2 separate regions of the Homo sapiens genome follow, and region 2 is linked to region 1. A link is a contact called in ENCODE Hi-C or POLR2A ChIA-PET data. All regions are on one chromosome and are shown on one strand. The core of a region is the stretch at or near the end of the contact, and the rest is flanking DNA. Distances in the headings are between cores, read along the strand shown.

What was found. Hi-C counts contacts between places; a loop is a spot of excess contacts on that map. ChIA-PET counts read pairs that join two places held with the same protein, here RNA polymerase II (POLR2A). Pooled maps may share reads with other maps.
Region 2: a map of B cell shows a loop between it and region 1 (2.2-fold over the local background). The contact joins the promoter of PTPN6 here to the promoter of LPAR5 in region 1. A Hi-C loop is called at or near these places in 1 of 168 maps with a recorded cell type or tissue (B cell), 1 of 37 single-sample maps with no recorded cell type and 2 of 50 pooled maps. POLR2A ChIA-PET finds 5 or more read pairs at or near these places in 5 of 52 experiments (CD4-positive, alpha-beta memory T cell, GM12878, PC-9 and 2 more).

Annotation. Positions count from the first base shown.
Region 1 is chr12:6,634,127-6,641,152 of GRCh38, reverse strand. LPAR5 (lysophosphatidic acid receptor 5) reads left to right here and starts at 5,194. Exons shown (of 2, transcript NM_020400.6): 1 at 5,194-5,246. It overlaps ACRBP (acrosin binding protein), which reads left to right. Exons shown (of 10, transcript NM_032489.3): 7 at 631-810; 8 at 926-1,093; 9 at 2,116-2,199; 10 at 2,749-3,078. The coding sequence ends at 2,871. RefSeq lists an enhancer at 2,257-2,316.
Region 2 is chr12:6,950,106-6,957,131 of GRCh38, reverse strand. It overlaps PTPN6 (protein tyrosine phosphatase non-receptor type 6), which reads right to left and starts at 5,776. Exons shown (of 16, transcript NM_002831.6): 1 at 5,612-5,776; 2 at 5,401-5,523; 3 at 4,955-5,149; 4 at 2,138-2,327; 5 at 1,865-1,981; 6 at 1,647-1,760; 7 at 1,376-1,472; 8 at 911-990; 9 at 564-713. The coding sequence starts at 5,619. RefSeq lists enhancers at 2,260-2,409, 2,760-2,809, 3,674-4,608, 4,609-5,542, 5,543-6,478 and 2 more.

The DNA of each region.
Region 1 (7,026 bases), core at 3,945-6,444:
ATAGGTTTTAGAGTTGGAAGGACCTGGACCCATGTCCCAGCTTCCCCATCTGTTAGATAAGTGGCTTTGAGCAACTTACTCAACCTCACTGAGAGTCAGTTTCCTTGTCAGTAAATGAGAGTAATATTAGTATCTCTGCTGTTATAGGGTTGTCGTGAAAACTAAATGAAATGAGAGCATGTGTAGCCATAGTGCTGGCACTGGGTCACCTCTTTGTAAATATTAGCATTATCATTAGCAGAGGTGGCAGGGGAGGGTTATGAGTTCTTTTCAGATAGGCTAAGTTGGGGTATCTGTAAGATCACCCAATCACAGACATCTGTCAGGCACTTGGCAATGAGGATTTGGAGCCCAAGAGAGAGATCAGAGCTGGTGATAAAGATTTGGGTGTCACTCGCAGATAGATGATTACCTAGGAGTAGATAAATCATCCAGGAAGAGGGTGAAGAAATAGCTGAGGCAAGGTCCTTGAGGAACCCTTGGGGAGGAGGCCAAGTAGAAAACCCAGAGAAGCTTTTGGAAGAGGCTAAATGCAAAGACATTCTGCAGGGCCCACCCTGGAGGGCTGAGGCATGGGAGAAGGCAGGCCGCTGACTCTCAGCTTCAGCCTCACCCATTCCCCTGCCCCAGGTCTGTGACAGCCTTGGGCGGCGACACATGTCTACCTGTGCCCTCTGTGACTTCTGCTCCTTGAAGCTGGAGCAGTGCCACTCAGAGGCCAGCCTGCAGCGGCAACAATGCGACACCTCCCACAAGACTCCCTTTGTCAGCCCCTTGCTTGCCTCCCAGAGCCTGTCCATCGGCAACCAGGTATCTAGCCCGGCAGCCCGCAGTGGGAAAGGCAGAACTGGGTGGCAGGGGTGGGGTGGTGGTGGCCAGCAGGTGGGGAGGGGCACGCACCTCTCCCCTATCTCCTGTGCCACAGGTAGGGTCCCCAGAATCAGGCCGCTTTTACGGGCTGGATTTGTACGGTGGGCTCCACATGGACTTCTGGTGTGCCCGGCTTGCCACGAAAGGCTGTGAAGATGTCCGAGTCTCTGGGTGGCTCCAGACTGAGTTCCTTAGCTTCCAGGATGGGGATTTCCCTACCAAGGTTAGAACCTTTCCCCAAAGCTCAGCCCCATCCCTACCCTCACCCCATTCCTTCCAGTTACTTGCTGTGAGTAGCGCTAGTTTGTGGAAGGGGGCTTGGGCCCCTGGCTTCTGAGAACCCGTCCTCACTGAATCTCCTGCCTCTCTCCAAGAGACCATTGCACCCCACCCCACCCTCCACCAATAGAGCAGGCAAAGGAGTGGGGACCCAGAGGGCTGAGAAAACAGGAGCTAGAGGTTCTGGTCCCAACTCTGCCAGTTACTTGCTGGGTGGCTGTGATCAAGTCACTTCCTACTCAATCAAAGAGTCATCTCTACAAGAAATGACTGAGTGACACGTGCACCACTGCCCAACCCTGTGATCCAGGACTTCCCGGCCTTAGCCTGACGGGCTTCCCAGCTCTTCCAGTGCCTTCCCTGCTCAATTAAATCAACTTGGCTCCCCGTTCCCCTGAGTTACCTCCCCTGTGGAATGACCTGTTGTTTTAGATCCAGGCCTCTCCTCCTGTAGTTAGCAGGGAAAACCAAGGCAAGGAAAAGTAAGGGCAGCTGAAGCAAGGGCTGGTAGCTGAGCTGGGGGGCCCATGTCCAGCTCTTGTCCCTGGGCCCCTTGATCTGGAATGGGGAGGCGAGGTCCAAAGAAGGCAGTGACTCACTTCCCCCTTCCCTTATCTACCATTACCAGAAAAATCCTTGACATCAGGCCACTAATCGGGTCCCTGTCCCATGTTCTGGACCCTTATCTACCCCGTCCTGCCCCATTCCCGCTTCCTCAGCCACTTTCCCAGTAAGCTGACTGGCAGCCTCATACTCTCCCAGGCTCCTGGCTTCTTCCCAGCAACCTGTGACAGAGCGGCAGGGGAAAGGCAGAGGGAAAGCGGAGTGAGGGGCCGCCTGTGTGTGGAAGACCTGGGTCTTGGGCCACACCCTGCCCCTGGCTCTGCCCTAGCAGATATTCCCTGGAGTGCTGCTGCCTGGTGAGGCTTCTGATACCCTCTTCCCTCTCTCTGGCTCTTGGCTTAGATTTGTGACACAGACTATATCCAGTACCCAAACTACTGTTCCTTCAAAAGCCAGCAGTGTCTGATGAGAAACCGCAATCGGAAGGTGAGCACCCCTGCCCTGCCCCTCCTTCTCCCAGCACCCCCTCAATCAGTCACCATAACTGGTCTATTCTGAGGCCCCCTCTGCGAGCAGCTAGGATGTGGAAAGCGGTTCCTGCTTGCATCTCTGGGGCAGAGGCCTCCACCAGCAGGCTCTCCTCCATTCCTCCAGTCCTGGCGGAAGCAAGGCCCTCCTAGGCAGCTGGTGGATAACAGAGGAGGGTCCTAAGAGCACCACAGGAAGAACCCTTGGCTGGGCCAGGACTTGGACGTTGAGGTCTCGGTCTGTCTCCTCTTCTTACTCACCAAGTAGCCTGGGATGAGGCACTTCCCCCTCTGAGCCTCAGCCGCCTGTTTCTGCATGAAAGGGGTTGGGCTGCTTGATGTCTCCTCTGGCTTTAAAAACCCACATTTGAGTTTCCTCCTTCCCTCTACTGCCCTGTGCCCATGCCTGCCCACCTCTCGTTCTTTTGGGCTTCTGACACCTCCCCTCCTCCCCACTCCTGGCACCTGGCTCTGTGATACAGACCGTCTGCACTGAATCTCTGTGTAGGTGTCCCGCATGAGATGTCTGCAGAATGAGACTTACAGTGCGCTGAGCCCTGGCAAAAGTGAGGACGTTGTGCTTCGATGGAGCCAGGAGTTCAGCACCTTGACTCTAGGCCAGTTCGGATGAGCTGGCGTCTATTCTGCCCACACCCCAGCCCAACCTGCCCACGTTCTCTATTGTTTTGAGACCCCATTGCTTTCAGGCTGCCCCTTCTGGGTCTGTTACTCGGCCCCTACTCACATTTCCTTGGGTTGGAGCAACAGTCCCAGAGAGGGCCACGGTGGGAGCTGCGCCCTCCTTAAAAGATGACTTTACATAAAATGTTGATCTTCAGCCTGTGTGGCCTGTTCTGGTTATGATCCCCATCCTCAGCACTGCTACCCTGCCCCGTGGCAGTCAGTCCCCAACCCCTGGTTTTATGGATCCACCTGCCGGTGAGAGAATCTCATGGGAATGGTGCTCAGGGAAGCAGCCATCTGCCAGGAGAAGCAGAAGACCTGAGAACCCAGGGAGGTGAACTGAGGAAGGCCAAGAAGGCTGGGGCCCTAGGGATGATGTGGGCATGTGGGCACCTGTCTTCATTTCTGAAGCCCTAAGCCCCGTGATGTCAGATGCGAGTGTAGTATTGTTCCTCTGTAGGATAAAGGCCAAAGCCTGATGAGATCTTTTCCAAAGGGACCAATCCTGGGGTATAGGGAGTGTGCACCTTGCACTTAATCAGGAAGGGAAAAACCAGGAACTATAGCCTAGATCAGGAAACCTTGGGGTTGTTTTTGTTGTTGTTGTTTTGTGTTTGAGACAGGGTCTCGCTCTGTCACCCAGGCTGGAGTGCAGTGGCATGATCACCACCCACTGCAGTCTTGACCTCCTGGGCTCCAGCCACACTCCTACCTCAGCCTCTCAGGTCCCTGTGACCACAGGAATGTGCCACTAAGCCTGGCTAATTTTTATATTTTTTTGTAGAGATGGGGTCCCTCCATGTTGCCCAGGTTGGTCTCGAACTCCTGGGCTCAAGCAATTTTCCCACCTCGGCCTCCCAAAGTGCTGGGATTACAGGAAGGAAACCCTTGGTGTACAGGAATTTGCCAGATGATCTGGATGTTTAAGTGGTTGCATCTTAACAACCTACATTGAGGTATGACTCCAGCATTGGCCTTTATTATTATTATTATTATTAGTGAGACGGAGTCTTGTTCTGTTGCCTGGGCTAGAGTGCAGTGGCACTATCTTGGCTCACTGCAACCTCCGCCTCCTGGGTTCACGTGATTCTCTTGCCTCAGCCTCCTAAGTAGCTGGGATTACAGGCGCACACCACCATGCCCGGCTAATTTTTTGTGTATTTTTAGTAGAGAAGGGGTTTCACTATGTTGGCCAGACTGGTCTTGAACTCCTGACCTCGTGATCTGCCCGCCTCGGCCTCCCAAAGTGTTGGGATTACAGGTGTGATCCACCGTGCCTGGCTCAGCATTGGCCTTTAATAAGTTGACATATCCCAAAGTATGTTCCAGGGACACTGTAGAGTCTCTCTCCCTTCTATAGGTTCGCAGTAATTAACAGCATTTTGTTAAAGCTTGCTTACTATGACAGTTCAAACATGCACAAAAATAGAAAAGTATAATGCACTGTCATGTACCCTTCACCCAGTTTCCATGATCAACACAAGGCCTATCATCTGACAGCATGTTAAGGCCCTCCGGAGCGCGGTAATAGAGAAACCTGTTTAACCTAGTGCTTCCCAAACTCATTTCACCACAATCCCTTTTCCACCTACCACCAAAAAACTTGAACTTGTTTTTATTTATTGAGCATGGACAACATGCCCAGCCCTGTGCCCACAGGGCCACTTGTCTCTGTGTTGTCTGGCCCGAGGACACAAGACAACGGGCTGAGGAGAAACAGACCTAAGCAAAGAGGAACCATCCAGCCTAGTGACTGCTCGATGCGGGAGCCAAGTGTGCTCAGTGGGAGGCAGGACCTAGCAGAGCACTGTCATGAAGAGGGCCCCGGGCAGGGTGGGGCACAAGCCACGAGTGGCATGGACTAAGCCACGAGTAGCATGGACTAAACCACCTGGCAGACCTAGGAAAGGAAGACAGACACCCAGGGGGAACCGGTGAGGACAGCGAGAGGCTGGTGGGTTAGTCATCTGGCATCAGACGGTGGGTGTGCCAGGAAGAGTTCCCAGACACAGCAGGAATATCTGAACGATGGGTGGGGGCAGTTCCTAGTCGGGGCTGGATTAAGTATCCTTAGCTGCTGGGGTTTCTTCTCTGGCCAGTCCGTGAAGGCCTCTGAGGGCAATGCTTCCTCTTCACTCTCTCCTTGGCCCGTGTGGGGTTGGGTGAGTGCACTGAGCTGGGAGGGATGGGCTGAGATCTGCTGAGGTGGGTGTGTCCCCTCCCGCCCTGGGAGCAGGTCCTACCAGCCCAGCCCAGCCCAGCCCAGCCCAGAGCAGGCAGCGGAAGCCAGCTTGGGGCAGCGCAGAGCAACACGGAGCACAGGTATGGGGGTGTCACGAATTGAACTGCACAGGGAGCACAAGGGGAGCACCCCCCTGTAGAAATGGGAGATTTGGGTGGGGGACAGAGAAGAGGGTGGGCATGGGCCCTGGAAAACCCTTCTGAACAGAGTAAAAAGCCGAAAGGAGCTGCCTCAAATAGACAGATCTTTTCAGATGGCGCTGGACAAACAGCTAACATGCCTGCTACACCTCGGGAGTGCTCCTCTTTGATGCTTGAAGCCCCCACTCTGGGGCATCTCGCAGAGGCTGTGTCCTCCCCCTCCCCCTCTAGGCCCCCACTGTGGAACTGAGCCTTGGGCCTCCCAGGGAGGGCCCTCTGGGGACTGTTTACACACTTTTTCCACTCGCAGTTAAACCTCAACCCCTACACCACACATCCCCCAGGGCCAGGCAGATGACAATGAGCTGATCTAATCAAACTTGCTAATGGGTTGACTGGCAGAGATGTGTTCTCAGTGTTATCCTTCCCAACTAGCCAAGGTGTACTGTAATGGGGTCTTCAGGAAGTGCTGCCTTAACCCAAAAGGTGCATCTATATAAGGGGATTAGACTGATGGTCTTTGATGTCCCTATGGCTCTGATAGATGGTGGCTTCAGGGGATGGAATTTTGGAGGTGGGGGACATATTCGGAGGTCAGCAGGGCTTTATGATACCTTCACATCACACCATGAGGATGGGGCCTACCTCTTCCCTGTGGTTGTGGGGCCCCCATGACAAGAAGGGGACCTCCACCAGATTGTATCTCCAGAACTACTCCTTTTTTTCTCTCTTCCTTCCTTCCTTTCTTTTTTTTTTTTTTGAGACAGAGTCTCCCTTTGTCACCCAGGCTGGAGTGCAGTGGCACGCTCTCAGCTCACTGCAACCTCCGCCTCCTGGGTTCAAGCAATTCTCTGCCTCAGCCTCCTGAGTAGCTGGGATTATAGGTACGCACCACCATGCCCGGCTAATTTTTGCATTTTTAGTAGAGACAGGGTTTTACCATCTTGGCCAGGCTGGTCTTGAACTCCTGACCTCATGATCCACCTGCCTCGGCCTCCCAAAGTGCTGGGATTACAGGCATAAGCCACGGTGCCCAGCCATTTTTTTTTTCAAGACAGGATCTCACTCTGTTGCCCAGGCTGGAGTGCAGTGGCATGAACATGGCTCACTGCAGCCTCAAACTCCTGGGTTCAAGCAATCCTCCCACTTCAGCCTCCCGAGTACCTGGGACTACAGGCAGGCACCACCATGCCCGGCTAATTTTTTTTTTTTTTGAGATGGGGTCTCGCTCTGTCGTCTAGGCTAAAGTGCAGTGGCATGATCTAGACTCACTGCAAACTCCGCCTCCTGGGTTCAAGCTATTATCCTGCCTCAGCCTCCAGAATAGCTGGAAATATAGGCTTGAGCCACCACAACCAGCTACTTTTTGTATTTTTTTTGGGTGTGTGTGTGTTTGTGTAGAGACAGGGTTTCACCATGTTGCCCAGGCTGGTCTTGAACTCGCGCTAAAGTGATCCATTCGCCTCTGCCTCCCAAAGTGCTGGGATTACAGGCGCGAGTCACACACTCGGCCTCTGTTAGTTTTTTGAAATTTTTTTGTAGAGCGGAGCGTGGTGGCTCACACCTGTAATCCCAGCACTTTGGGAGGCCAAGGCGGGCAGATCACAAGGTCAAGAGATCGAGACCATCCCAGGCAACATGGTGAAACCCCCGTCTCTACTGAAAAGACAAAAATTAGTTGGGCACGGTGGCACGCACCTATAGTCCCAGCTGCTCGGGA
Region 2 (7,026 bases), core at 4,527-7,026, 320 kb before region 1:
TGCAAAGAAAGGCTGGGAACCTGAAAGAGCTGGGGCTGCTGGGGGCGGTGAGCCTTCAAGAGAAGCGTGCGGGTCAGAGGGAAGCCACCAGACCTTGAATGCCAGGCCTTAGAGTGCGACTTTATCCCAAAGGTGACCAGGAGCCATGGAAGAGATTTCAGAAAGGAAGGAACTTGACCCAGTTTGTGTCACGGATGGGATCACTTCAATGGCAGCACAGAGGGTGCTGTGTAGGGGGAGCCTGCAGGGTAAGGGGCAGACTCCAGAGAGATCTATGGGGCAGGGAGGACAGGAGGGGCCTGGATGCAGACAGGTGGGGCAGGGGTAGGAGGAAGGAGGACAGCCTGGAACCTGGGTCTGGAGCTCAGAAGAGCCCAGGGATGCATGCAGGGATCTGGGGGTCACGTTGTGTAGTCGAGACTTTGTCACTAGCCCTCAGTTTCCCAACAAGGGCCGGACCCTCACCCCTGAGATCCCTTTCTGCCCTGGCATCTGACTGCTCTTCGACTTAATGGCATGACCACAAGCACGGGGGCGGATGCGGGGAAGGGGGGGCGCCCTACCCGGCCTTTCTCCACCTCTCGGGTGGTCATGACGATGACACGGCTGTTCTCCTGCCACGCCATCTGCCAGAAGTCATTGACCGTGGCCTCCAGACAACCCTGGCTGGCGATGTAGGTCTTAGCGTTCTCATCAGGGCCTAGCAGCTGGTTCTGGACGCAAGCGTGGAGAGACGCACCCCAAGACAGTGAGCCCCTTGGCCCAGCACAGGCCCTGAACCACTGCCACCCTCACCCATGCAAGAAGCCAGCTTCGGCTTTGCCCAGCTGTCTCTGGATCTAGGGTCCCCCCACCAGACAGGGAATTCCCAGGGCCCAGCCTCTCCTCCCACGTGGCCCACACTGCTGACCTTGATGTAGTTGGCATTGATGTAGTCGGACCCGGGGATGTTACTGTCCCGTCCCTGCAGGATCACTCGGCTGTGGTCAACTGGGAGTGGGCGGAGAGGAGGCGAGATGGTCTGGGTTAGCCAGGGACTCACCACACCTGGGTCAGACCCTCCTGAGCTAACAGGCCATTCTGGTCTCAGAAGCCATGAGGCTTGCGGGGGACTGTGGGCAGCAGGGGTGGGGGATCATCTGTATGGAGGGAGTGAGGGAGTTCACAAGGAGGTTGGGAGCAGGGGGCAACCTGCCTGCTGGTGGTGGGGAGGCACTTCTGGGAGGAGTAGAGGCCTTTTGGAGAAGGGGGAGGCTCTGTGGGGGGTGTGGGGAGATGGCCCCTCCTGGCGTGGAGGGTGGAGACCTGTGAGATGAGGGGAGGCAGCTGGGGCAGGGGCGGTATCCTGGGTGAATGGGGCAGCCTGGGTGCTCACAGGGGAGAATGTTCTTGTAGCGGTTCTTGCCCTTGTTCTCTGGCCGCTGCCCTTCCAGACGCTGGTGCAAGTTCTTCACCTCCTGCTTCTGCAAACTCTGAGATGTGGGTGGGGAAATGAGCATCAGCTCCCAAAGAGGGCATCCATCGGGGGAGCTCACGTGGGGTGGGTCAGGAGCAGAGGTGGGCAAGGAGGGGAAGGTGTCCGCCTGGGGCCCCAGGCCGCTGCCACCACCTCAGCTGCCCCAGCCCTGCCGGTCCCCACCATGCACCTCAAACTCCTCCCAGAAGCCAGCCTTGGCTGTATCCTCGGACTCCTGCTTCTTGTTCAGTTCCAACACTCGGTTCTCAATGTCAGCCGCATTCACCCTCGTGGCATAGTACGGCTGGGGTGGGGAAGAGCGAGAAGTCAGCAACTCAGAGATCCCAGAAGCTCACATCTGGGGGACAGCTCAGGGGAAGTGGGGAGGCAGCTGGGCCCACCCCTGACCTGCCGCAGGTAGACAAAGGCGCCTGAGGCCTCCTCAATCCCCGTCTTCTTGAAATGCTCCACCAGGTCCGTGAGGCTGTCGAAGGTCTCCAAACCACCCACTGTGTAGCGTCCACCCTGGGGGGAGCCAAATTAGGCCATTCACAGGACTTGAGTCTCCCTCCCTGGGTCCCCAGCCTTGAATTCAAGCCCAGGCAGACCCTCCCTGCCACCCACACTGTGGTCACAGACAGGAGCCTCAGCAGAGGCTCCCCCGCCGCCTGGCTGCCTTACCTCGCACATGACCTTGATGTGGGTGACCCTGAGCGGGGAGCCTGGGCCAGCCTTGGGCTGGTCACTGAGCACAGAAAGCACGAAGTCTCCAGGCTGGCTGAGGCTCTCACGCACAAGAAACGTCCAGGGCTCGCCCTTGGCCTGCAGCAGCGTCTCTGCCTGCCCGCCAGACATGTGGCCATGGTACCACCTAGAGAAGGCAGCGTCAGGGAAGGTAAGACCCAGGCCACAGGGGAAGGCGCTGAGCAGAGACATTCACAGAGAGGGGCCGGAAATCAAGCACCTACTGTGTGCCAGGCACTGCGCTACATGCTTCCAAATCCACCACCTCATTTAGGTCTCTCACAAACATGCTGAGAGCTAGGTATGATATTACCCCCATTTTATAGATGAGGAAACTGACGCTGAGCTGTTACTCACTGGCCTAGGGCCCTTGACTGACTCTAGGGCAAGCTTCCAGAGCTCTGTTGCCCAGGCTGGAGTGCAGTGGCGCGGTTACAGCTCTCTGCAGCCTCGACCTCCCAGGTTCAAGCCATCCTAGCCTCCAGAGTTCTAACCGGGCTTCGAACCCAGAGCCCACCTCTGAAAGGCAGAAAGGCTGGCAATATTCAAAATATTTGGAGGAGAGAAGCTAAGGATGAATCTCCGTGAAGGATGGGACTGTGCCCCAGCAGAGACCAGAGGCAAAGAGAAACGCAGACCGAGGCCACACCACAGGGAGTGGTGGGAGATGGACACACAGACTCAAGTCACAAGGAAGGCGGATGGGGTGCGCTCCGCCAGGGAGGCGGGGAAGACAACCCCACTGGGGAAAGAGTGGTGTAGGGGGTTCTGGGGTGCCCTGGATGATGTCACTGAAGGGGAGCCCAGGGTTCAAACGGATTTGAAGGGGCTGTCAGGGCAGAAAGCAGAACTAAGCCCTTTCCCCGAAGCACACCCCTTTCCCAGGAGGAAACTGTAGCCCCACAAAGCCCAGCCCCACAGGAAACCACGTGATGGAAAAAACACAAAACTCCTTCTGGGGAGAGAGTGAGAAGTGAGGTTGTGAGGTTTCCTCAGCCCAGGGACGAGGGGAGGGCGGGCAAATTTTCCAACCGCAGGGATGGGGGGAAGGAGGGGAGGACCAGTCTGTCCCAACCCATCTCACCCCTGCCCGGAGGTGACTCCAGCCGAGAGACCCCCAGAGCCTCCTAACCCCACTGGGCTACTTCAGCCCACCGCCTGGGGACAGGCTAGGACCCCAGGTAGCGGGGAGGGGGCTGAGCCCCTTCCCTCAGGCCCCAGGATGAGGAAGTCTCCATGCAAATGTCAGGCTGACCACAGGAAGCGCAGAGCCACCGAGGGACAGATGCAAATTCTCGCAGAGGAGGAGGCGCACAGACAAGGCAGAGGACACAGCAGAACCTGGGAGAAAGAGCCTCTCACACACTCCCAGGCTCAGGGGTGACACTGGCTCCTGGGACGGGTCACCCAAAAGGGCCTCCAGTGCGGCTTCCCTGGTCTTAACCTCCCGCCCCGGCACTGCCCTCCCTTCCTTCTCTCTCTTCTCTCTTCTCCTTGAACCCAGGCCTCAGCCTCCTCTGCAGGGGCCTCCTGGGGCCCTGCTCCTCTCTTCCACCTCCAGGCACTGGTCAGCCCGTCCTCCTCTCCTGGCTGGAGGCAAGGAGAAAGAGAGGACATGAGCTTTAGAGGGTCTCGGTGCCAAAAGCCCCCTGAGTGTTGCGGTGGGGAAGAGGAAGGGCAGGGGGCAGACACGGAGCCAGCCATGTGAGGCTCACAGAGAGAGGGAAGGCCTTGAAGGAGGCCGATCCAGGAAAGGAGGCCTCCCAGGTGGGCCACAGGGCTGCACCGTGACCGAATCCAGCTCTAAGTTTCAATCAGTGCCTTGACCAAAAATATTGATGCAGTTTGGAGGCCCGAATCTCAGAGAGGCTGCAAGCTGGCAGGAGCAAGGTTCCCGATCATTTCAATAACCGATCCATGAATGCAGGGATCCACGGCAAGGGCAAGTCGGCTTGGCCCAGGGGTGCATGTGAAAACCCCCTAGCGTTATTCCGCTGCCCTTTACTCTAAGGGGATCTGGCATTGAGATGCGGCTGCTGAAAGGAGCCATGGTGTCATGAGGAGCATTCAGAGCCCCCAGCCCCCAGCCCATGCCTTTGGGAGACCACAGGAGGAGTCGGGGAGGCCACAGGAAGGAAATGCCTGGAGTATTACTCTGTGCCCGGGACAGCGTGAGACACTTTACACAGGTGAACACTTCACATCGTGCTCTCAATGATCTCTGTTTGGGCCGGAGACCTATTTGACCCCACAGGACAGACCCATCCCCACGGGGCGGCTGGGACAAGGCATCAAGTGTCTTGGCAAGCATTCATCCCCATCTTCACCCCAGTGTCAGCTCCTCACTGTCCTAACATGTGCTGGGGTGAGGGGCAGACGGAGGAAGGCAGGCTCGATTCCAGAGGAAGAAGAGCTTTCTAACAACAGAGCTGGCCTGCACGACATGCTGGCCACCAGCAGTGGCCTCCCTGTCTCCAGTGGGACCTGGGTTGCAGCGGCCAGGGCTCCCGGAGTAGGGCGAGGCAGCTTTCTGTGGCTTCCTCGGGGTTAGGTGGAAAGGGTGGTAGGTTAGGCTCTGAGACACCAGGTCCCAGGACAGCAGGGAGGAGGGACATTGAGAGCCCCAGCTGGTGCAGGGAGGGGAGGGGATGGAGGGTAGGCAGCGCCGGCTGCCAGTCTCCCTGCCTCCCTGGCTGTTCAGGGTGGGAGCCGGCTCATCCCTGCTTGGGAATGGCGGGGGTGCGGAGCCCTCACCTCTCACTAGTGGGATCGGAGCAGTTCAGCGGGTACTTGAGGTGGATGATGGTGCCGTCGCGGTCCTGCAGGACACCCTGCTGCTGAGTGTAGTACTCCACCAGCTCTGTCAGAGTCGCAAACTTCTCCCCTCCATACAGGTCATAGAAATCCCCTGAGTTCTGGATCCGAATATGGGTCACCTGATCCCCCACCCTGCAGGGCACCAGGCGGTGAGGCCAGTCGGTGCAGGAGTAGAGGCAGGAGGGCAGGGATCGGCTGAGGTCCTGGGTGGGGGCACACATGGGCATGGGTGGGCACAGACAGGGATGGGGAGTGTGGGGGTTGGGGGCAAGGGAACAGACGGGGAGTCAGCACTGCCACGGGGAACCAGGAATGAGTGGTTCAGGGCCTGGATGGCACAAGAGAGTGGCCAAAATGCCCGGGGTTGCGGGGGGCCCACCTACCTGACGGAGAGCGAGAAGTCACCCTGGTTCTTGCGACTGGGCCGAGCCAGGAAGCTACCGTGGACACCTCGGCCCTTGAGCAGGGTCTCTGCATCCAGCCCACTGAGGTCTCGGTGAAACCACCTGGGCGGCCCAGGCAGGGCAGTGAGGAGGGGTCCCGTGGGCACCAGGCACCCTTGCCTCCTGTCTACCGTGGGTGGCAGGCCCTTACCTCACCATCCTGGGGGCTTCCGGAGAGGAAGGGGGCGCAGGGAATGAGGAGGTGCAGCTAGTCTGGGCAGGCAGAGAGCTCAGGGACTAAGCCTCAGATGCAGCTCCCAGTGCCGGGCCGCCTCACCACCCCCGGTGGTCCCAGTTCTGGGGCTGCCACTCCACTGGCCTGGGGCAGCCGGCAGGGCGGGGACAGGAAGAGGCGCGGCCGACCCCTTGGGGGAACTCACTTGTACTTCTCGTTTTAGAGCACAGCAAGGGAAGAGAAGCAGAGCAGGGTGGCACTGGGGGTGGGGACGGGGCCCACTTCCCACACGTCTGCAATCAAAGGCTCAGGAGCATGGCATTGCACATATGTGACAACACATGCAGTAAGGACACATGTGTGCCTTGCACACTCCAGGCCCAGATAATACTTCACGCATGCGAACCCAGACGGTCCCACGGCATCTCTCCCTCCTCCACCAGCTGCTTTTACGCAGCCCTCCCTGGCCCACGCTAATAACAATGATGGCGGTGACAACTGTCATCGAGTGAGTCCTGCTGGATGCCGGGCGCTGTGCTATAATGGCGTTCACATGCCTTGTCTGATTGGTTTCTCACCACAGCCCTATGAAACAGGGGCTATCTTTATCATTTTACAGACAAGGAACCTGAGGCTCAGGGAGTTTAAGGCATTGCCTGAGTCCATCAGTGAGTCAGCTGCAGTGCCAGGATTCAAACCCAGACAGTCCGGTTCCAAAGCCAGTGCTTTGAACTCCTATACACCAGCCCTCAGGGCTTCAAAGAACAGAGATTAAGAGCCTCCTTGTCCAAAGGGGCTGCCATGGGAGCAGGAGACTAATAGTTAAGACCTTGCCAATGCTTGCAAGAGAGAAGGGTGCCCTCCTCTAACCAACATATGCAGTTTGTCCATGCCACTGTGGCAGAGGGATGGACAACATGACCCTGAGCAGCCCTGTCAACATGGGTCCTTTCTAATTCTTGTCCCTAGGCCTCTGCCCTGCCCCAGCACTCCCACCAGGGGGCCTATCTCCTGGGGGGCTGGGGGACAAGGTCCTCACCATGGCTGATTTTCTCAGGGCTGGTTGATCTTAGAGGCCCTAAACACTAAGGTATATGATGCTGCCTACCTGTAATTCCAAATACAAACATCAACACCGCCAAACCAAAACGAGGAAAAGCAGCTCAACAGGGGATACATAAGAAACACATATTGGTGGCTTCCCCTAGGGAGGGAAACTGGGTGGCTGGAGGACAGGGCTGGGGGAGACACTTGGTTCTCTACATACCTTTTTGAATGTTATATGATGGGCATGCATTACCTTTATAAAAATAAATATGCTAACTGGGAACAATTTCTGGGAAACTTTTAGGGTACAGGGAAGGCTCTTTGTCTCTATCTGGATGCTGTTT